Linked DNA regions of Homo sapiens: region 1 is linked to region 2. A link is an interaction called in ENCODE POLR2A ChIA-PET data of the cell type or tissue named here. Cell type or tissue: PC-3. All regions are shown on one strand. Links, peaks and the distances in the headings refer to the core of each region. The heading gives the core; the rest is flanking DNA. Region 1 has its middle 61 kb from the start of ME3. Region 2 overlaps GRM5 (glutamate metabotropic receptor 5).

Evidence for each region. Peaks named below come from ENCODE experiments on the same cell type or tissue, not always from the same donor. Only the 100,000 strongest peaks of a DNase experiment are listed, where the experiment ranks them.
Region 1: POLR2A ChIA-PET joins it to region 2 with 7 read pairs; 1 of 35 experiments calls an interaction of 5 or more read pairs at or near these places.

Annotation. Positions count from the first base shown.
Region 1 is chr11:86,727,838-86,739,445 of GRCh38, forward strand. No RefSeq gene overlaps it. Among named protein-coding and RNA genes, the nearest start is that of ME3, 61 kb to the left of the region's middle. RefSeq lists an enhancer at 2,175-2,344. In PC-3, for the core only: no CTCF peak of the experiment used is centred there; no DNase peak of the experiment used is centred there; H3K27ac peaks cover 1,243 bases.
Region 2 is chr11:88,550,475-88,562,082 of GRCh38, forward strand. All of the region lies in intron 8 of GRM5 (glutamate metabotropic receptor 5), which reads right to left. Among named protein-coding and RNA genes, the nearest start is that of GRM5-AS1, 52 kb to the left of the region's middle. RefSeq lists a silencer at 1,967-2,261. In PC-3, for the core only: no CTCF peak of the experiment used is centred there; DNase peaks (open chromatin) are centred at 4,797 and 5,517; H3K4me3 peaks cover 1,383 bases; H3K27ac peaks cover 4,726 bases.

The sequences.
Region 1 (11,608 bases), core at 2,858-7,857, 1.8 Mb before region 2:
TTATGAAGGCTCAGTGTGTTACTACATGTCAAGTGCTTACAAACAGTGCCTGACACCTAAAAAGAATTCAAAAACCATTGGCTGGTATCTTTATACCTGTGTACCATTGGAAGTGATGTTTTAATATATGGTTTAGAAACGCATAGCACTGTACATGGAAATTCAGGATGTGAAGATCCATACTAACAATTTATATCATCTGCACAATGTATACCCCTGGAATGTAGAGGCAGAGATTTGGTTACTGAGGTTTTAAAAAATCACTGGGCATGGCTGAAAAATGCTCCTGTAATCCATGTCAACTTTGTAAGATGAATTACCATAGGCATAACTACTTGAGCTTCCCCCTGAGAAAAAAATATGTGAAATCACTAGTGTAATTTTAATAATTATACATTAAAATAAATATATTACTATTAAAATTAAAATTGTTCAACCCTCTGCTTCCTAAAACTTGTTTATGCATAAAACCCTTATTGTATACAATGAAGAGACAGAAATGTTTTAAGCAGGGAGTGACATGCACAGATTTGTATTTAAAAATTTTTAGTAATATTGCCTCCTTTTTTGTTCCTTTCCTTACCCTCAATGTGAGTGCTTGATAAGCAGAGGGGAAGATAAATCAGGCTTTGCAAAAGCTGGGATTAACTTGCCTTTTTCACACATAGCATTGTTTTCCTGTTCAGTTGTAACATGTCATATTGGTTTTGAATACAATGTTTTAAATAGAGTAAACAAAACACTTGGATTTCTCAAAGAGCTGAGGCCACAACAGAACATTTGCACAGCCTGTTATTTCTAGCTGGAATGCTCTTTACCTGCCTTCCACTTAGCTCCTACTTACTTAACTTCAGAATTCTGTAAAGCAATATTTCATAGGGAAGCCTTACTCTGTCTAGCTTACCAGTCAGATTGCCTCATTATTTATTCATCTGATGCAAGTCTATGTCCTACAGTTTATCACAGTTGTAACTATACATTTATTGGTGTGACCACTTGATTAATACCTGTCTAGCCCACTAGATGGTAAGAACCATGAGTAAAAGGATCATGCCTGATTTTGCTTACCACTTATCACCAGTACTTTGCACAATGCCTGGCACATAATAGGATCAATAAATATTTTTGGAATACATAAATGAATGAATGAATTAAACATCATTTTTAAGGCACTCCATTTTACCTTCATTATAAACATGTAGAATAGAAAGAGCACAAAATTTGAAATTGTCACCTGGATTTATGTCTATAACCCACCTCTTATGAACACTGGTCTGGCCACATGCTAACATTTTTGAGCTTCTGGATCCAGTAGTATCACTTATCAATAGGATTTTGGTGAAAATAAAGTAGTATAATACAAGGGAAAGGGTAATGTGTATATTCTATTAGTGTATACATATGTTAAACTAATTATTGCTCTGAGTTGGTCACATACAGAAGTTCATAGAATACTTTCTACCCTCAAAGAATATGCTTTCCTTGAACTTTCAAAATACACTCACACATGTACACACAATGATCACAATGGTTACAGAATAGTATGAAACAGTGTGGCATAAAATGTGGTGCTACAATTTTCAAGGGGACTTTTTAAAATTTTAATTTAATTTAATTTATTATTATTATACTTTAAGTTCTGTGGTACATGTGCAGAACATGCAGTTTTGTCACATAGGTATACACGTGCCATGGTGGTTTGCTGCACCCATCAACCCGTCACCTACATGAGGTATTTCTCCTAATGCTATCCCTCACCTAGCCCCCCACCCCCCAACAGGCCCTGGTGTGTGATATTCCCCTCTGTGTGTCCATGAGTTCTCATTGTTCAACTCCCACTTATGAGTGAGAACATGCAGTGTTTGGTTTTCTGTTCCTGTGTTAATTTGCTGAGAATGATGGTCTCCAGCTTCATCCATGTCCCTGCATAGGACATGAACTCATCCTTTTTTATGGCTGCATAGTATTCCATAGTGTATATGTGCCACATTTTCTTTATCCAGTCTATCACTGATGGACATTTGAATTGGTTCCAAGTCTTTGCTAATGTGAATAGTTCTGCTATAAACATATGTGTGCATGTGTCTTTATAGTAGAATGATTTATAACCCTTCGGGTATATACCCAGTAATGGGATTGCTGGGTCAAATGGTATTTCTAGTTCTAGATTCTTGAGGAATTGCCACAGTGTTTTCTACAATGGTGGCACTAATTTACACTCCCACCAACAGTGTAAAGGTATTCCTATTTCTCCACATTCTCTCCAGTGTCTGTTGTTTCCTGACTTTTTAATGATCGCCGTTCTAACTGGCGTGAGATGGTATTTCACTGTGGCTTTGATTTGCACTTCTCTAATAACCAGTGATGATGAGCATTTTTTCATATGTTTGTTGGCTGCATAAATGTCTTCTTTTGAGAAGTGTCTCTTCATATCCTTTGCCCACTTCTTGATAGGGTTTTTTGGTTTTTTCTTGTAAATTTGTTTAAGTTCTTTGTAGATTCTGGATATTAGCCCTTTCTCAGGTGGGTATATTGCAAAAATTTTCTCCCATTCTGTAGGTTGCCTGTTTACTCTGATGCAATTTCTTTTTCTGTGCAGATGTTCTTTAGTTTAATTAGATCCCATTTGTCAATTTTGGCTTTTGTTGCCATTGCTTTTGGTGTTTTAGACATGAAGTCTTTGCCCATGCCTATGTCCTGAATGGTACTGCCTAGGTTTTCTTCTAGAATTTTTATGGTTTTAGGTCTTATGCTTAAGTCTTTAATCCATCTTGAGTTAATTTTTTATATAAGGTGTAAGGAAGGGGTCCAGTTTCAGTTTTCTGCATATGGCTAGCCAGTTTTCCCAACACCACTTATTAAATAGGGAATCATTTCTTCAGGGGGATATGTTAATATTTTAGAAGCAAGGTAGCAAAGAGAAAATATAAGAGTTTAAATTTTAATCCCTTGTTTCCCATTTAGAAAACTGATATTATAATTTCAGTTCTGCCACTGACTGGCTATATGACCTTAAATAAGTCATTTAGATTATCTCAGTTTCCACATTGAAAATAGGGATAATTCTACCCCTTTGTAAGGTTGCTGCAAGAATTCACAAGGGCTATAAATTCCTATATTTAAAAAAAAGAATAAAGACCTCAAAAAGGAAAAGCTTCAAGTCAAGAACAAACTAAACCCAAGCAGGTAGAAAAAAGGAAATAATAAAGACCAGAATGCAAATAAACTAAATAGAGAATAGAAAACTAATAGAAAAAAATTTAACAAAACCAAAAATTAGTTATTAAGAATGAAACTTTAAATGAATAAATCCACAAACCTTATTTAACTAGACTGACCAGGAAAAGAAAGAGAGGGGGAGAAGACCCAAATTACTACAATCAACAGTGATAGAGGAGATATTGTTATCAACCTTACAGAAATAGAATTGTAAAGGAATACTATGAACTATTGTAAGTAAACAAATTAGATCACCTAAATGAAATGGACAAATTCTTAGAAAGCCACAAACTACTGAAACTGATTCAAGAAGGAATAAATATTTGAATAGGCCTATAACAAATAAATAAATTGAATTAGTAATCAAACACTTTACTCAAAGAAAAGCCCAAAACTAGATAGATTTATTGGTACAAAAATTTCCTTTAAAAAGAATTAACACTAGGTCATTGTCGTTGAAAATCAATTGGCCCTCTCCCTCTCCCTCTCCCTCTCCCTCCTCTCCCTCTCCCCACGGTCTCCCTCTCCCTCTCTTTCCACGGTCTCCCTCTGATGCCGAGCCGAAGCTGGACTGTACTGCTGCCATCTCGGCTCACTGCAACCTCCCTGCCTGATTCTCCCGCCTCAGCCTGCCGAGTGCCTGCGATTGCAGGCGCGTGCCGCCACGCCTGACTGGTTTTCGTATTTTTTTGGTGGAGACGGGGTTTCGCTGTGTTGGCCGGGCTGGCCTCCAGCTCCTAACCGCGAGTGATCCGCCAGCCTCGGCCTCCGGAGGTGCCAGGATTGCAGACGGTGTCTGGTTCACTCAGTGCTCAATGGTGCCCAGGCTGGAGTACAGTGGCGTGATCTCGGCTCGCTACAACCTCCACCTCCCAGCCGCCTGCCTTGGCCTCCCAAAGTGCCGAGATTGCAGCCTCTGCCCGGCCGCCACCCCGTCTGGGAGGTGAGGAGCGTCTCTGCCTGGCCACCCATCGTCTGGGATGTGAGGAGCCCCTCTGCCTGGCTGCCCAGTCTGGAAAGTGAGGAGCGTCTCTGCCCGCCGCCATCCCATCTAGGAAGTGAGGAGCGCCTCTTCCCGGCCGCCATCCCATCTAGGAAGTGAGGAGCGTCTCTGCCCGGCTGGCCATCATCTGAGATGTGGGGAGTGCCTTTGCCCCGCCGCCCCATCTGGGATGTGAGGAGCGCCTCTGCCCGGTCGCAACCCCGTCTGGGAGGTGAGGAGCGTCTCTGCCCAGCCGCCCCATCTGAGAAGGGAGGAGACCCTCCGCCTGGCAACCGCCCCATCTGAGAAGTGAGGAGACCCTCCGCCCGGCAGCCGCCCCGTCTGAGAAGTGAGGAGCCCCTCCGCCCGGCAGCCACCCCGTCTGGGAAGTGAGGAGCGTCTCCACCCGGCAGCCGCACCGTCAGGGAGGGAGGTGGGGGGGTCAGCCCCCCGCCCGGCCAGCCGCCCTGTCTGGGAGGGAGGTGGGGGGGTCAGCCCCTCGCCTGGCCAGCCGCCCCACCCGGGAGGTGAGGGGCGCCTCTGCCCGGCCGCCCCTACTGGGAAGTGAGGAGCCCCTCTGCCCGGCCGCCACCCCGTCTGGGAGGTGTGCCCAACAGCTCATTGAGAACGGGCCATGATGACAATGGTGGTTTTGTGGAATAGAAAGCGGGGAAAGGTGGGGAAAAGATTGAGAAATCGGATGGTTGCCGTGTCTGTGTGGAAAGAAGTAGACATGGGAGACTTTTCATTTTGTTCTGTACTAAGAAAAATTCTTCTGCCTTGGGATCCTGTTGATCTGTGACCTTACCCCCCAACCCTGTGCTCTCTGAAACATGTGCTGTGTCCACTCAGGGTTAAATGGATTAAGGGCAGTGCAAGATGTGCTTTGTTAAACAGATGCTTGAAGGCAGAGTCATCACCACTCCCTAATCTCAAGTACCCAGGGACACAAACACTGTGGAAGGCCTCAGGGTCCTCTGCCTAGGAAAACCAGAGACCTTTGTTCACTTGTTTATCTGCTGACCTTCCCTCCACTATTGTCCTATGACCCTGCCAAATCCCTCTCTGTGAGAAACACCCAAGAATGATCAATAAAAATAAAAATTAAAAAAAAAAAAAAGAATTAACACTAATCCTTCACAAACTCTTCCAAAAAATAGGAAACATTTCCCAACTCATTTTTAAGGCCAGTATTACCTGATAGCAGAACCAAAGATATCACAAGAAAAGAAAATTATAGACAAATATCTTTTATGAATATAGATGCAAGAATCTTCAACAAAATATTAGCAAACCAAATTTAACAACATAAAAAGATGATTATATACCATGACCTGAATTTATCCCAGGAATGTAAGTTTGGTTTAATATATAAACATTAAACAATGTAATACATTATATCAATAGAGATTAAAATCACAATCATTTCAGTAGATGCAGAAAATATATTCGACAAAATCTAACTATGTTTCATAAAAAAATATTCAACTGGGAATAGAAGGTAAGTTCCTCAACCTAATGAAGGGCACCTATGAAAAACCCACAGCTATCATCATGGTTAATGGTGAAAGACTTGAGACTTTCCCTCTAAAATCAAAAACAGGACAAGAATGTATACAGACTTGCCACTTCAATTCAACATTGTATTGAATTAGGCAAGAAAAAAAATAAAAGGGTTCCATAGTGGAAAGGAAGAAGTAAAACTGTCTCCACTATCAAACGAAATGAACTTGTATATAAAAATCCTAAGGAATATAAACAAGCAAAGAAACAAAGAGCTAAAAACCAAACCAAAATAAAACTATAAGAGCCAATAAATAAGTATAGCAAAGTTTCAGGATAAAAAAAAATCAGTTGTATTTTTATATACTAGCAATGAATAATCTTAAAATTAAGAAAACAATTCCATTTATAGCAGCATCAAAAAGAATGAAATGCCTAGGAATAAATGTAACCAAAATGCATATCTGTATAGATATATATAGGTGTTTTTGAGACAGAGTCTTGCTCTGTCACCCAGGCTGGAGTGCAGTGGTGTGATCTCAGCCCACTGCAACCTGCACCTCCTGGGTTCAAGTGATTCTCCTGCCTCAGCATGACAAGTAGCTAGGACTATAGAGGCCCATCGCCACACCCAGCTAATTTTTCTATTTTTAGTAGAGACAGGGTTTCACCATGTTGGCCAGGCTGGTCTTGAACTCCTGACCTTGGGTGATCCACCTGCCTCGGCCTCCCAAAGTGCTGGGATTACAGGCATGAGCCACTGTGCCCAGCCACAAGAAATACATATTAAAAATTATAAAACATTATGGAGAGAATTTAAAGATCTAAATGAATGGAAAGACATCCTATGTTCATGGACTGGAAGACAATGTTATTAAGATGGCAATACTTCCCAAATTGATCTACAGAGTCAACACAATCCTAACAAAATCCTAGCTGCTTTTTTTTTTTTTTTACAGAATTCAACAAACAAGCTATCCTAAATTCAAATGGAAATGCAAAGATTCAGAAAAGGCAAAACAATCTTGAAAAAGAACAAAATAGAAAGACTCATTCAGTTTCTGATTTCAAAACTTACTACAAAGCTACAGCAATCAAGACAGCATGATACTAGCATAAGACTCTCTCTCTCTATATATATATACACAATATACATATATATTATATATATATACAATATACATATATATTATATATATATACAATATACATATATATTATATATATATACAATATACATATATATTATATATATATACAATATACATATATATTATATATATATACAATATACATATATATTATATATATAGTGTGTGTATATATATATGTGTGTGTATATATATATATAAAATAGAATTCAGACCAAGAAATAAAGCCTAGTCCATTGATTTTCAAAAAGGGTGCCAACATGTTCAATAGAAAAACTTATTTCGACAAATGGTGAAAGGTTATTTTGACAAGTCGTGCTGGGGCAACTGGATATCCACATGCAAAATAAAGTTGGACTCCTACTTTACACCATATACAAAAATTAACTCGAAATGGCTCAAAGACCAAAATGTAAGTGCTAAATATATGAAATTCTTAGAATAAAACATAGGTGCAAATCTTTGTGAACTTGAATTAGGCAAAGATTTCTTAAATGTAACACCAAAAGCACAAGCAACGACAAAAAAAAGGTAAGTTGGATTTTCACAGTTTAAAACTGTGTGTTTCATAGAATGCTATCAAGAAAGCAAGAAGTAACTTTCAAAATGGGAAATAAAATTTGCAAATCATATATCTGATAAGGGACTAATAAAGAACTATTACAATTCAACAATAAAAAGACAAGTAACCCAAATAAAAATGGGCAAAAAATTTGTATTGATATTTCTCCAAAGATATACACACATCGTTTCCACTCACATTCCATTGTGAGAACTTATCTGTACAACCACACCTAATGCTAGAGGCCTAGGAGACATAGCCCTTGCCTCAGCAACCACAACTCTATACAGTGGAAGAAAGAGCACAGATTTTTCATGGAGATTTAGCCAGATGTACCTCAGTAGCAATTGTTAACCATGTCACACTGCCATCATCCAAAGCAGAACATGTGGAATGCCTTAATAATCTACTGAGTCTCAAGGTCCCTCCAGTTTGGTCAAGCTCACCTTTGGCCTTTTGGTGTCCACACTGTTATTTTACCCTTGAAGACTGAGAAACTCTTCTCATCTGAGGCACTTGGTATGGTGGTGACACTTGGATTTCCTTTTATCCCATATGGGATATGTAAACTCAGAGCAAGAAAAATATGTGCTTTTTATCATTCATACATAAGGCATTTCCTTTCTTGGCATCTCTGAGGCTGATGAATGAGTTTTTTTTCTCCCTAAATACACTTCATGCTTCATGAGCTATAATGAAAAGAAATGATATGCTCTGAATTCATCTGATTTAGGCACACGCATATTGAATGTCTTGCCATTAAGTATACTTTTTGATGTGTGGTATCCTTATGATCACATTATTTCCCTTTTATGCTAGAAAAAAACACCTGGGGGAGGGCAGGGGAGCAATGCAAAAACTCCCAGCCCAATTTATTTACACTGGGATTAGTTAGCTATGCAATGATGCCAGTAACAAAAGAGTGACCCAAATCCCCAAGCAGGCAAGTGCGCAGAAAGTTATTTTATTTTCAGGGTGAGGTGACCACAAACATATTTGATTTCTACCCCCCGAGAAGTTACAAATCTGACTCTCTGGATTCAACAAAAAGGTAATTATTATGGTTGTAAAGCTCTTTGCAGCTTTGCAAATAGCTTTCAGATTCCCTATTGCAGTGGAGCAGGATGCATAGCTTCACTCACTCATTTAATGTACAGTTAGTGAGTACCTGCTACGTACAAGGCACTGTCTTAGGTATTAGATTTCTATCTCCCTGTTACTTAGGAGAAAACTGAGGCTCAGAGATGTAAAGTAGTGTGCCCATGATCACAGTCAGTGGAATTAGAACATACTTTCCTTAAACCTGGTTCTGTTAAACCAACCCTAGTTTGTCATAGTAACTTGATTATTTACATGTGCCAGGCAAAGCGGTAAGAACTTTATATACTACATCTCATCTGATCTTCTCATCAACCTTGTGAATAGGTATTGTTTCCCTCATTTTACGTATGAAGAAACCAAGGTTTAGAGAAGTCCGGAGGCTTGCCCAAAGTCACAACACGTGTAAGTGGCAGGGCTGAAATCTCTATCTAGCTCTGTCTGTCTGGAACCCTCCTTTGCCTGTACTTTGTCTCTGCTTCTCTCCCTCCCTGTTGATTGGCTGTGCCCATGAGACCCTGTCCATGTGGCCACAGCTGATTGAATAGGGATTGACACCTGCCACAGGGCAGCTTTCCTAAGGCCAGTGCTCTGTAGCACCCTGAGCCAGGCACACTTCAAGGCACAGCCCATACTGGGGGTGTCAGCTGTTGCCGCAGTCCTTGCTCATTCAGGATGGGTCACTGACCTCTGCCTCGTTCGGTTAGGTTCCAAAGTGACTTTTTGCCGTACTTGTTCCCTGCTCTGATAACCAAGAGTGGTCACTCTTTCATCCTTCCCTCATTCTTTCTTCCAGCTTTAATTTCTGGAAATGAGTCTTTGGTTCAATTCTCCCTGGTCAGGATTGGTAACATCATTTTTAGGGCCCAGTGCAAAATTAAAATGTAGAGTTTCTTGTTCAAAAATTATTACAAATTTGGAGATAGCAGCAACAGGACATTGAGTCAAGCATGAGGCTCTTCTGAGTGTGAAACCCTGTGTGTTTAAACAAGTTACATGCACATGAAGCCAGCCCAGGCCCTGGCATAGTTTTTAATGACACTTTTGGAATGGCCCAGATTTTTACCATAGATTCTCCTTCTGTTTTTGCATCACCCCTCCCTGCTCTAACCTGGAACAGGCCAACTTTCACCATGGCTCTGTTAGCACTTATTCTCCATCTCTTGGCCCTTTTACCCATTGTAACCTAATTCTCTAATTTCCTAAGTTCCCAGTAGTCTGTCTCCCCCAAGACCAGTCCCAACTCCCTGACATTCTCATGGGCATCTCACACACTGAGCTTTCCAGACAGTGACCTTGCACTGTATACAGATGGGAGACTGATCAGGAGAGAGAAAAGACTGTGTATGTTTGGCAAAGTATTTGTTTATAAGGATTTTTGGCATCTGGAGTAATTTTTGCTTTTTATTGAATATAGCTCTGCATTTTATAGATGGCTCTCAACTTGGCCTGAGATTCTTGAAGGAAATTTTGGGATTTTTGCCAAACAATAACACAGAGCTTCATATTTATGTTATAAAAGCCAGCAGTGTCACCATAGACAACTTCCTTCCTTTGTTGGAGCAGTTTTCAAAAACACAGATCACAGCATTATTCAGTACAGTAAACCACACCCTCCACCCCTTTATTGTTATTGACAACAGCAGGGCAGAGTGTGTAAGTCATATCCAAGTGGAAAACATTGGCTCCAATGCATCCTATTGTGAAATCCTCATGCATTGTGTTGCAGCACTGACAACAAAGGAAAAATTAAGAAACATAAAGAGGGAGAAGAAAAAAGATTCCAAATGGAATAAGACAAAAGAGAGAGAGGTTCAAAAAGCAGTAGGCCAAGATATGCTGTGAATGCCCAAGACTCTGGTTCTGTTAAATCAATACTAGTCCATGACAGCAAACATTTATTGAGTATTTGCCGTATACAAGGCATGGGTTGATTCTATACATATTTATTTGGTCTTCTCAACAACCTTGAAACCACCTTTGCAAACTTACAACAGTAAGAGAAATCTAAAATAGTTGTCTCCATCTTGCTTCTGACCTCCAACTTGTCCTTGGTCATTCCTGGGCATAGGCCAAGATAACCTTGGGTAGAATTTAGTTTATGGTTAACTGAAAAGCAAGGATGATAATAGTCCCTCCCTAAAATGAACTCTTTCCTTGCTCGGGGACTGAAAACTCCCTTTGTGGGGTTTTTATTTTATTTTATTTTATTTTCGAAAACTATCTTTGTAAACTAGAATAGGATTCTGGGAAGGGCCCGAATTCTGCTAAAGTGTTGGCATAGTTTCTATAATCCCTTACCGCTCAGGAGTCATGTGGCCAGAGGTTATAAAATTTGTGGCTTCCCTAATTGCTTCTATAGATAGTGTCACTATTGTAGAACCTAAAATTGATTTTTTGAGATATCTTTCAGACTGACCCCTCCTGGACTCTGACTCATGACTCAGCTAATCCTGTGGCTCTACCCAGAGGCAAACTCACTGCATGAGGACCATTTTCCACACCTCTACTCTTTCAACCCCAACCAATAAGCAGCACCCATTTCCCAGCCCCCTACCCACCAACTTGTGCATAAAACCCCTAAGCTCTGAGCCTTCAAGGAGACTGAATTGAGTGAGAATTCCAGTTCTCCTGTATGGGCTGGCCTTGTGTCGATTAAACTCTTTCTCTACTGCAATGCCCCAACCTCAGTGAACAGATTTTGACTGTGCAGAGGGCAGGAAGAACCCAACAGGCAATTACAACCTTGTGAAGTTGGTATTATTTTACAGATGAGTAGGAACTTAAGGCTCAGAGAAGTAAGGAGCATTGACCAAAGTCACAGATCCTATAAATGGCAGAGCTGGAATCTGTGTCTCCATGGTCTAAACTTCCTCCATTCCCTACTGACACGCTGTGCCCTGGAGACCCTAACCCTACAGCCACAGTTGATTGGACATCTGACATAAACAGCTAATCCATGGGGAGAACTGGGATGTCTGTGACCAGAACCAAATATGAGATCGGGGCCAATTTTGTTCCTCTCTTACGATTTTAGAGTCTGGAAAAATCATAGCCAGTTAGCTATGAAGCCAAAGGTTAATGAGATGGACT
Region 2 (11,608 bases), core at 2,658-7,657:
TAGTTCAAGTCAGCCCTGCTTGCATTATGCAGACATTTCAGCTAAGAAACTTAAATGTGCTTCTTGTGTACATTTGCTTTCATGACCAAACCATATTGTCTTCAGACGTTGACTGGATTATAATACAGATGAGTACTTCAGACAGTGGCTTTATATCTTCTGAAAGAGAAACTGATAAGGGAGTGGGGGGGATAAAAAAAGAAAACAGGGAAATGGACAGTCATTTATTCAGTTTATCAAGAGGCTTAAATAGGAAGATTCCTAACTGAAATCAAGTTGTAATGATGATAATTTCCCAAATGTCTTTCTCAATACTGACATTTCATTGATTCCTACAAATTCTTTACCAGTCTTTCAAATACAATCTTAGTGTTTATAATTTCTGGTAGCTAAGCTAATGGACTCTAGAGACAAACTGCTTAGATTTGAATTTAAAGTCCAATCCTTTCCAGCTGTTTGTCCTTGGGCAATTTATTTAACCTCACATGTCTCAACTTCCTTACTTATAAAATGGGGATACTAATGTTACCTGTCTCATGGGGTTGTTTTAATGGTTCAGTGAATATCTATGTGGTATTGACAGTAGTACCTGCTACTGTCAGTCTCAATTTCACATGTCTCAATTTCCTTATTTATAAAATGGGAATAGTAATGTTACCTGTCTCATGGGGTTGTTTTAGTGGTTCAGTGAATGTCTATGTGGTACTGACAGTAGTACCTGCTACATCATAAATGCTCATTGAAGTTAGTTATCATTAGCCCCTATCATCCCCTTTCCACATCCTACACTCCACTTTCCCTTCTGTGGGTTCTGCCTATTTAGACTTCAGCTGGAGTGTCCAAGAACTTGACTTTAAATCCTGTGATAGTTGCAAAAACAGTCTGACTTCATTCTTGGTCTCTTTTCTCATCTACCTCCCACCAGCAGACCTCAACCTCTTCATACTTGCATTGAGCACTTACTTAGGTATAAAATGTTGCAGACTCTGACATATTAATTTTCCCTGATAGTAAAAGGCTACGTGCCCCTTCACAATTCTTTTTTCCCCCTCCAGAAATGGGATGAGTAAGCATGTGACAAGGCAGATTCGATTCTTATTCACAAGGTCAAGCTTTAGAGAAATTGATACATTTTAGTAGATTTTAGAGCTAAAATTCTTAACCTCAACAGTTGAATTCAAACCTTAGTTTAGCCGCTCACTGCCTTGGGCAAGCTTCTTTCCCTCTCCACACTTCAGTGTCCTCATCAGTATAGGGGTCTAATAAACTTTTCTTACAGGGTTATTGTAAGAAGTGAATTAGATTAAACAGAGAGTACACATGGGCACATGGTACATCACCAATCAATGGAAGATCATGGTAGTTTGACTCTGAAGAATTAACACTGGAAGCAGAACTCATTGAATTGTAAAGGTATTTTCACTGTCAAAAGTGACTGGTAGGAAGATATTTAGGCAAGCCTTCTTCTATGGTGTGTGAGGTGTATGTTTTTAAAATCTAGCATCAACATTCTAGGAAACAGCTACAGCTCATTTTTTCCAACTTTTAAATGTCACATCTTTTTTTTTTTTTGAGTCAGGATCTTTGTTGCCCAGGCTGGAGTGCAGTGGCATGACCATAGCTCACTGTTGCCTCAAACTCCTGGGCTCAAGTGATTCTCCCACCTCAGCCTCCTGAGTAACTGGTATGATAGCTGTCTGTCACCACATCTAGCTATTTTGTTTAATTTTTTTGTAGCGATGGGGTCTTGCTATGTCATCCAGGCTGGTCTTGAACTCCTGGCCTCAAGTGATTCTTTCCCACTGGCCTCCCAACATTCTAGGATTATAAGCATAAGCCATCGTGGCTGGACTGTTATATCATTTTTATGGTTATGGAAATGTGATATCAATGATAATCAGCAAACCAAGAGATGAAATTTAGAAATTTGTATTAGGAATCTTCTTCAGCTGGTCCATCTGGGAATCAGCACCTCTACTCTTACCACTGCTTCTGCAAAAGTTTGTCTCTGCTGCTTACATTGAGCTCTCTGTGCAAACCCACAGTGGTAGTCTTTGATTATTGCTACACAAGCTGAGTGCATCTTGGGCAGAAAGGCTTTCTCACTGGAGTTGCCCAAAGAACTTCGCCTGCCACCTACTGGCCAGGAAAGGGACCTGGTCGACTGACTGCTGGGGACCAGGTTAGGGGTTGAGGGGAGAAGAAAAGGAGGAGGAAAAACAGTCCATAGACTGTTGACACACAAGGTCTGATTCTTCTCTAGCATTACTGAGGATGGTCAGAAATGCCCCAGAGTTTAAAAGCTGTCTGCTCCTCTCAGCCCATAACTCGTAGTCTGTCTGGCACTATTCTCCCTGGAGATACAGTCACAGAGCAGTGTCTGTACAGTGAATGCAATTAAACAAAAGCCTCTAAAAATTTCCAAGGGGAAATTAGATAACATGTGCTTTGATGTAGGGATTTGGAGTTTGAAGGTGAAAAAGACAGCCAAGACATCAGAAGTCTGCAACTGCTTAGCTCCAGTTCATCACATTAGCATTCTGCTAACATGTCTTTTTTTGTTGTTTTTTAAAGTTTTTCACTAAAGTCAATTTGCTCAGTTTTTCTCAAGTACCATCGGACATTTTAAACATTCTTTAGATTAAGACAAGTCCTGAAGTTGGACTTCTGTTGTGAGTGAATGATGAAATCAATTTTTCTTGTGTTTTTATTAGTTAATCAATCAAAGGGAAAAGTGCTTGCTAGTCCATTTGGGCTAGAACATTTGGTTCTCATTTTGCTATGCTGGCAGGCCGTAGCTCTGTGCATGGATGAGAAAAGTCTACTTTTGTCCTGGTCCATTCTCCAGCAATAAGCCGTACACTCAGCTGTATCCAGTGGCTAGATAGTTCCTGAGAGATGTGTCCACAGTTCACTCAGAGTTCCTGTTCCCCCTCATTTTCCTCTGATGTTCCTTCTGTGCCTTTTCTGCATTGTCATAATGTGTCTGCCTGAGTCAGAGCACAATGTCTGGTGTGCCTGACTCTCACTAATGGGCCAAGTGTGGTCCTGCTCTCTTTAGCTTCTAATCAAGACTCCAGTGGGATCCAGAGTAAAAGTGAACAGGCCACAGCATAGGGGAAAATTAAGATGGATGGTATAGCACAGCAGGAGCTTGTTTATCCCTGAGGAATATAAGTAGGGGGAATTGGTAGAACTTGCTCTCATTTTCACACCTTGTATTACCACGACAGTGATTTACTGAGTATCTACTCAGAGCCAACCTAGGGATGAATATATTCTTGTCCTCAATGATCTCTGGTAGAACATGCATGTTGGGGGGAAAAATACAGTGACTTTCTGTGTGATACGTATGACCAAAGTAAAACCTTGTAAGATGTCATAAAACCTCACAGGAGTTTTGGGTAGGGAAGACCAAAATCTCCTCTCCTTTTGCCTAATCCAAGATAGTCTACCTTTTAAGGAGTGTTGTGGTTAGGAAAGGATCATTCATCTGGGATCCAGATCTTATGAAGGGTGTATTAGTTTTCTATTGCTGCTTTAAAAGTTGACCACAAATTTAGTGGCTTTAAAGCAAAAGAAATTTAATATCTTACAGTTCTGGAGATCAGAAGGCTGAAATGGCTTCCACTGAGTTAAAATCATGGTGTCAGTAGGGCTACATTCCTTTCTGGAGGCTGTAGGGGACAATCCATTTCCTTGTATTTTTCGGCTTCTAGAGGCTGCTTGCATTCCTTGGCTTCTATACCCTTCCTCCACATTCAAAGCCAGCAGAATAGCACTTTCAAATGTCTCTCCGACTCTGGCACCCCGCTTCCCTCTTGTAATATCTTTGTGATCACATTGGGCCCACTGGATAATCCAGGATCATCTTTCCTTAACATAATTGCACCTGCAAGTCCCTTTTGCCATGTAAGATAACATAGTCACAGGTTCCAGGGAATAGCATGTGACCATGTTTGGGGGCCATCATCTGGCTACTAAAGAGGACTTCCAGGTTGATATTATTCTATCCTATTACTTCCCTTGTTTTATTCATGCTATTGAAGATGTAATAAGATTTTTTTGTTTAATTTAGCTTTTGTTTTTACAGCAATTCTACATGATGATGCTGAGATACTAGCCAACTTATATCCCAAGTTCTTTTCTAATTCCCTGTTAATTAACTATGTTCCTGCATCTGGCACTGATGCAGTTGTTTGTTTGGACCTGAATGTAGGGGAAGGGCAAATAATCTTTTGGATTGGACATTGGCTCCTAGTGAGGTGAAAAAGTGTTCCCCTCAACCAGAAGTGGAGAAGGTGGATGAAGACTTTTCACATAATCTCTGAGACTGCTATGGAATTTACCAGATGGGCAGAGTGGAGAGTATGCTTAATAACCAATAGCAAGCCTCTTATAATGGCAGTGTTATTATCTTACCCTCAGGTGGGCCAGCAATGTCCTAGAGTTTAATGAATCTGCAAAACAAAAGTTTGAATATGGAGCAAACAGGAAGGAGGGAACAATTACCCACTTGACATATCCTCTTGAAAGCTTACCAGTCATGGTACTGTGGAAAGAACATGCTGTTTGGACTCAGACAACCTTGGATGTCAGGACCATTTGTGTCCCTTACCAGCTATGTAATCTTAGATCACTTAACCTCCCTCAGCTTCAAGTTTCTCACTTTTAAAACAGAGTTAATAATATCTGACTCATATCACTGGTGTGAGCTTAGAATATGTAAGTCCATTGTTCTCAAAGTGAATCTATGTTGTGATTCCTAACCCAGGAATGTCATCATTACTTGGAAGTTCCTTAGCAAAGCAATCTCTCTGGCCCTACTCCAGACAAACTGAATCAGAAACTCTGGGTTGGGAAGTCTTACCCCATAAAATAGTAGTACGCAAAACACATGGAAAAGAGTCTCACGCGACTGGACTGGGACTTACTTAACAAATGCTGATTGTAATTATTCTTTTCACTGGGAGCCTCATTATATTCACCATGCTTTTTGCTTTTCAGTTACTGTTTGTTTTGGAAGAACATGGCCAATGACAGATTTATGTTTGTTTACCAAGTTGTGGTCTCTCTTTTTTCTCAAACTAAAAAGTCACATAAATAAATGAAAGAAACAGCATTATTAGTTTGTATTTCTGGCTGTGCCGTTTTAACTCAGCAGAGGGGGAGTCACGCACTCTGGCAACTTCTTTATCCAGAATGTGCTGTCGTGATGCCACAGAGCAAGGCTAGGCACAAAGCTTATGCACCTGAGAGATGCTGTGACTATTTTCTTCAGTTGCTTTTTTAAATTTTTTGACTAAATATACATGAAAAACATAAGCGCACACATACCTCACCAAATACAGCTTCATATTATATGATGCATAAAATTTATTGCAGTGATTTATCATTTAGTTTCTATGTAATTAAGTAAAGATGGATCCACATGTTCTGGGCCAAGTTAAAACTCATATTTTTTATGAAGAATCATAAATGCACTGCCAAACCACAACAGGAATGAGGGAAATGGCTAAAACTCACAAACCGCCTTTAAACCCTGAGGAAAGTTTGACTTCTAGAAAAGCAGTTAAGCAGAAACTTATTAACTTGCCACCGAAGGATGTAATGAAAATTTGGAGGGCCATGGATCCCCAGGATAGAGCAATGATTTCCTAGTAGTTCAGGCAGGATTCCTGAAGTCAAATATTTCCATGTCAGTAGCATTCTAAAGAGTAAAGTCATGTAACCTACTCAGATTGTCACCAGGACTGTCTATTAGGTGGGGTCATGAGATGACCCCAGGATTAGTGAAAAGAAAACTCACATTTCATGGATATGAACTGTGGGACACATTCTTTTCTTTTCTTTTTTTTTTTTTTTTTAGATGGAGTCTTGCTCTGTCACCTAGGCTGGAGTGCAATGGCGCAATCTTGGCTCACTGCAATCTCCACCTTCTGGGTTTAAGCAATTCTCCTGCCTCAGTCTCCCAAGTAGCTGGGATTACAGGTGCCCACCATCATGCCCCGCTAATTTTTATATTTTTGGTAGAGACAGGGTTTCACCATGTTGGTCAGGCTGGTCTTAAACTCCTGACCTCATGATCCGCCTGCCTTAGCCTCCCAAAGTTCTGGGATTACAGGCATGAGCCACCATGCATGGCCCTGTGGGATACATCCTGTATTATGTTCACAGTGGACCTTTGAGCACAATACAGAGTGAAATGAATATTTTTGTCCTTATTTTCTAGAGGCTCTGAGAATTTAAGTGCTTAGTCTAGGGTCCTGGCTTATAAATGTCAAAGTCAGGATTAGAATGCATGTCTTCGCTGACAAGGCTCACTTCCCTATACCACACTACTTCTGTCAAATTATGACATGAGAGACACCGACGGCTACCTTGTTCCATCAGGGTCACTTGGACTGATTTGCCTATATACCAAAAAAAGAAAAAAAATGTTGCATTTAGGGTTATTTCTCTGGGACTAAAAATCTGTGTCAAAATATGTGGCAGAAATACATTCATCATGACCTTATTTATCAACAGTAACAAGAACAAAATGAGATACATGCTTGAGAAAATAAATCCACCAGTAAAGCAATGTTGGAATGAAAAAGAGCTTTGAAGATACATAGACCTGCGTTTGAATCCTAAATTTTGGTTCTACCACCTATTAGTTCACTAACTAAAGGCTATTAGGCCTCTATGTGCTTCCGTTACTAATTTTTCTTTATATGTGGATAGGCGATGATAGTTTCTATTTTAAAATACTATGTGAAGATCCAATGAGATAACAGATAAAAGTACTTAGCACAGTATCTGTCATAAAGTAGTTGCTCATTAAGTGTTTACTGCATAAAGGATGAAGCAAGCCATTATTAATCCTTATCATCATAGCACAGATTAATTTATCTCTTCTCTAGCAGAGAGGAGGGGAAGTTTTGATTGCATATGGTGTGTGGAGGCATCAGGCTGATGCTGGGGAGGTAGCCATGAGTATTATGGAATTGGATGTCTAAAGTGGGTGTTAAGAAGGGAAAAGAGGCAACTGAAAGGAAATTGGGAAAGCTGGAAGGTGGTTGGCTGATGGCTCCTTGAGGCTAAGCTTATAAGGAAACAATAGAGGATCCTCCTCTGCCCCTTCCCTGTCAGCTTCATCTCCTGTTACCTGCTGACACACATTTTACATGCTTGTGATTCCCTGCACACACCATGTTGTTTCATACTTCTGGGCTGTTGCTCCTGTTGTTTCCCAGTATGGTGTATTCCACGGTTTTCACGTGGCTTAATCATCCTTTTTTTTTTTTTTTTAATACTTTAAGTTCTGGGGTACATGTGCAGAACATGTAGGTTTGTTACATAGGTATACACGTGCCATGGTGGTTTGCTTCACCCCTCAACCCATCACCTACATTAGGTATTTCTCCTAATGCTATCCCTTTGAGATTCAACTCAAGTGTCACCTTTCCTGAAACCTTCAAATTGGACTTAGTTTATTCTTCAGTGACTTCTGATTTCTCTGTGCATTTTTCTCTCTCATCACTTCATACTCTAAAACATTGCTTTGTGTATGAATTGATCTCCCCCACTACTCTGTGAGCTTTTCCAAAGGGCAGGCTTTGTGTCTTGTTTATCTTTATTCTCCCAGAACTCAGCAATGTACCCAGTATATAATGATTATTCTAAAAACTCTGGTTGAATTACACTGGACTGAACCAAGGTGGGAAGCATAAGGATCCTTTGCCTATTTCATTTCACTTCAGATTAGGCACTCTCTCCAAAGAAAAGTAACTATATCAGGGTTTGTGACTCAGCTCTTGGCGATTTATGGCCAGGTGAGTTTGTAAATACAGCCCCACATTCGAAACAACAATCCCAGCTTGTTGTTCTCACTGCTTTTGGGAGCTGTCATTCCAGTCAGTGTTTCTGCAGTTCCTCATTAATTGTTATTATCCAAAGTAAGCACCTGTTGAATGCCATTGTGCTAAGGGATAGGTGGGATTTGGAAAAGGGTTGCAATTTCTGCTGTTGAGATTTCACAGGCTGCACTCCTGTAATTTTGTTCTAAGGGGAGAGAGTGGGAAAGGGTTAGATGACTTGAAACATTGACCTGCTGGCAGGTGGATCATGAGGTCAAGAGATCGAGACCATCCTGGACAACATGGTGAAACCCCATCTCTTCTAAAAATCCAAAAATTAGCTGGGTGTGGTGGTGCGCGCTTATAGTCCCACAACTTGGGAGGCTGAGGCAGGAGAATCGCTTGAAACTGAGAGGTGGAGGTTGCAGTGAGCCCAGATCATACCTCTGCACTACAGCCTGGCAACAGAGTGAGACTCCATCTCAAAAAAAAAAAAAAAAAAAAAAAAAATACAACAAACAACACAAACACAAAACAGCATAATTCTCAAAGTATATTTATAAAGTTCTATTTTTTTAAGTTTGTGGGACTTCTTGGAGGGAAAAATTAGTAAATAGAAGCAGAGTAAAAATGTGGTTTATAAAGAGCTCATAATAAAAGTTTATAATAAAAACTTTGTAACTAAAAATATTATACCAAAAAGTAGTGTAAGTCTTCTCAATTCCTGTAAAAATATTATACATAATAAAAATAAGTCAGTCAGATTTTATTCTCATAAAGAAAATCTATACAAATATTTGAAAATCACCACCAAATTTCAGGCAGTTCTTAAGGTTTAAATTTTATCTCAGAAGCTTTTGTGTACTCTATTCACAATCAAATTTGGTTCATTCAGGATATGATGGAATCAGAAGTGTGCAGTGCAATAAAGATGCAGGGAGCAGTTTTCAAGGAAATTCCTTGGCGGGGAGTTCTACTCCTCACTCATTAATCTCAGTTTTTCCTCAGTTAGGGCTGCCATGTTTGTCATAAGGGCTGGAATAAGGAACACAGCTTAAAGGTTACCTGAGTGGGCTATGAAGCTAGCTTCCTTTTATTCTAATCCTTCCTCTTCTACTTACTATCTGAATGGGGAAGTCAATTAGCTTCTGTTTGCCTCAGTTTCCTCATGTGTACAATAAATGAGCTAATAATGCCTACCCCATAGATTGTTGTGGATATAAAAAGATTCATTACATTTAAGGGGTTTAGAGCAGTGCCTGGCCCATAGCAAGTGCTCAATAACTATTACTCCCTAGCTTCAGCCTTTTCTTGTTCACTGGCAAATGCCAGTGCAGCTCAGACATTAGTTATTTATCCATGTATTCATTTAACAAACATTTTTGAGTATTGAGTATGTGATTGGCACTGTGCACGGTGCAAATGATACAGAAAATGAGTAAGCTCCTCTCTTTAATAAGTTCATGGTATAGTGTGTGTCTGTGGCGAGTCTAGAGATGATGGTGCAAAAGAGTCTTTCAATTAAACAGACAATTCTAACGTGGGATGATAAATGCTCTGTAGTGAGAAGCACATGGCTCATTTGGATCATAAGGAGGGGAACTTAATGCAGTCTCAGAGGGCCAGGAGAGGCTTTCCAGCAGAATTGGTATCTAAGATGAGTATGAGTTGGCCAAGTGAGAGTTGAGGGTGAGATGGGGTAGGTGTATTTCATACCAAAGTAGCTGCCTCTCTAGAGGCCATAGAGCAAGGAAATTGTATAAGGATCAGTGTGGAAAGTCAGGCAGGGGGTGGCCAGAAGCAAGGCTAGCTAAGGGTGAAGGAGTCAGATTAGCAAGGGCCTTTCCTATTATGCAAAAGAACTTTATGGCTCTATCCTGTCCTACTGGGCGGAGAAGCCCTGAAGGCTTCTAAACAGGGTTTAAAACACTTAGATAGTTTTTCTTGTTTGAATGAGTATCTTTTAAACATTATTTCTAATTTCGGGCAGAATTTACTACTTCTACCTTTGGGTCCTTCTGTTTCTCTATAGGCTCCTATCATGGCACTGTATTGCTTTATTGAACTTAACTGTTTCTAATCCTGCCTTTCCTGGGAGACTGAGGGCTTCCCAAAGATTGTTTTTTATCTATCTCTGTATCCCTAGGATCTGGAACAGTTACTGATGCTGCTGAGTAGGCATTCAATGGAAGCTTGATTTTAAAAAGAAAAGTTGATTTTAGAAAGAAAGCATTTTTTTTCTTATATTTTTAGGACAAAGCATTATCAGATAAAATCTGGCCCATCAAGTCAGCAAAGTGAGTAATCTTGTTCACTCTGAAGGCAGTGTGAGCTCCATGAGGTGCTGCCCAACAGATCTCTAATCCACCTGTCCTTCTGTGTGCTCTTTATTAATCACTGCATGGCAAGCACTGTGCTAGGCACCAAGGGAGATATAAATACGCTGAAGACAGCATTAGATAGTTGTGAAAATGTTACATATGTACACAAAACAAACTCAATATCCCGAGGGCCTAGCACAGTGGTGGTATTGCTCAGTCCTCAGTCAATGTCTGTGAATAAATAACAAGTGAAGAAAGGGAGAGTGATATGTGTGAAATATATGGAATACATAATAAATGCTCCAAGAGTCCAGATGTGGGAAAATCTGTGAGATGGGTAAATCTGATAGGGTCTCATTGAGGTGTCCTAGCCTTGGAAGATGAGTAGGATCTGGAGAGATAGAAGGAAAAGGTGGAGGACTCTAAAGAACGAGAAATAGCATGAACATCACTTCATGCAGACTAATAATGCCTGAAGGAAATATAAGCCATTGGAAATTATGAAAGCTCTGACAACAATTGGAGTATATTGGAATTCACACAAATGAACCAGTTTTCTAGGCATATTGTAATTCGGCCAATGAATGTGGGGAGACCAGCAGTTGCTTTAGCAGACAGCCAAAGTGGGCCCTCGTGACAATGCTAATTAAAGCAAAGTTAATTAGTTAATTAAAACAGAAGTGGCAAATGGCAGTTTCTAAATTTCAGTTAAGGTGGAGGCAACACTAATGATTCTGCCCCCTGACTAGAATCCCAGGGGAGGGTTTTGACTTCTGAGAAAATTTATAACTTCCAGCTGTAGGTCTCTGTCATCAATTTAGCCATGAAAGGCCCATTGCATTTTAGAACCCCAGTTCCATGTGCCTGGAAATTCTGAATCTTGCAGAGCTAGAACTTTAGATTCATCAGATTCAATGCTTTATTTAGGTCAGAACTGGCCTTGTGTTCATTTGTCAATTTGCAGCTGAAGTGAATGCCTTAAACGGAAGCCTGGCATTATCTGCTTGACAATGATTTGATGCTGCACCATGTTGTGCTGGAAATTAGTGTCTAGAACCAAAATGTTAATCACAGGGACCTCTATACATTGATGGCATAAATAGCATGTTTCCATATAAAAAAATCTGTAGTGACTCATTTCCATTTAAATAAAAATCTCCCTTTGCTATTTCAGTGAATTGAATGGCTGATTCCGGGCCCTTTTCTATTTGTGCTCTAGGTTGAGCCAATTTAACTTCACAGAAAATTGTTGGATCTGTTAGAATTACCTCTGTTGTCTCCTTAGGTGCTCAGAGAGCTCAAAGTGATTCTTTCTCCATGATGAGAGGTGGAAATTTGCTTCGTCTAGCCCCCTTCTCACTAAAGATATGAACTACTCTTCAGGCCCCATAAACATGTCTTCTCTTGGGTCTATGATGATGTTTTCCAAAGTAAGTTCTTTGGAGC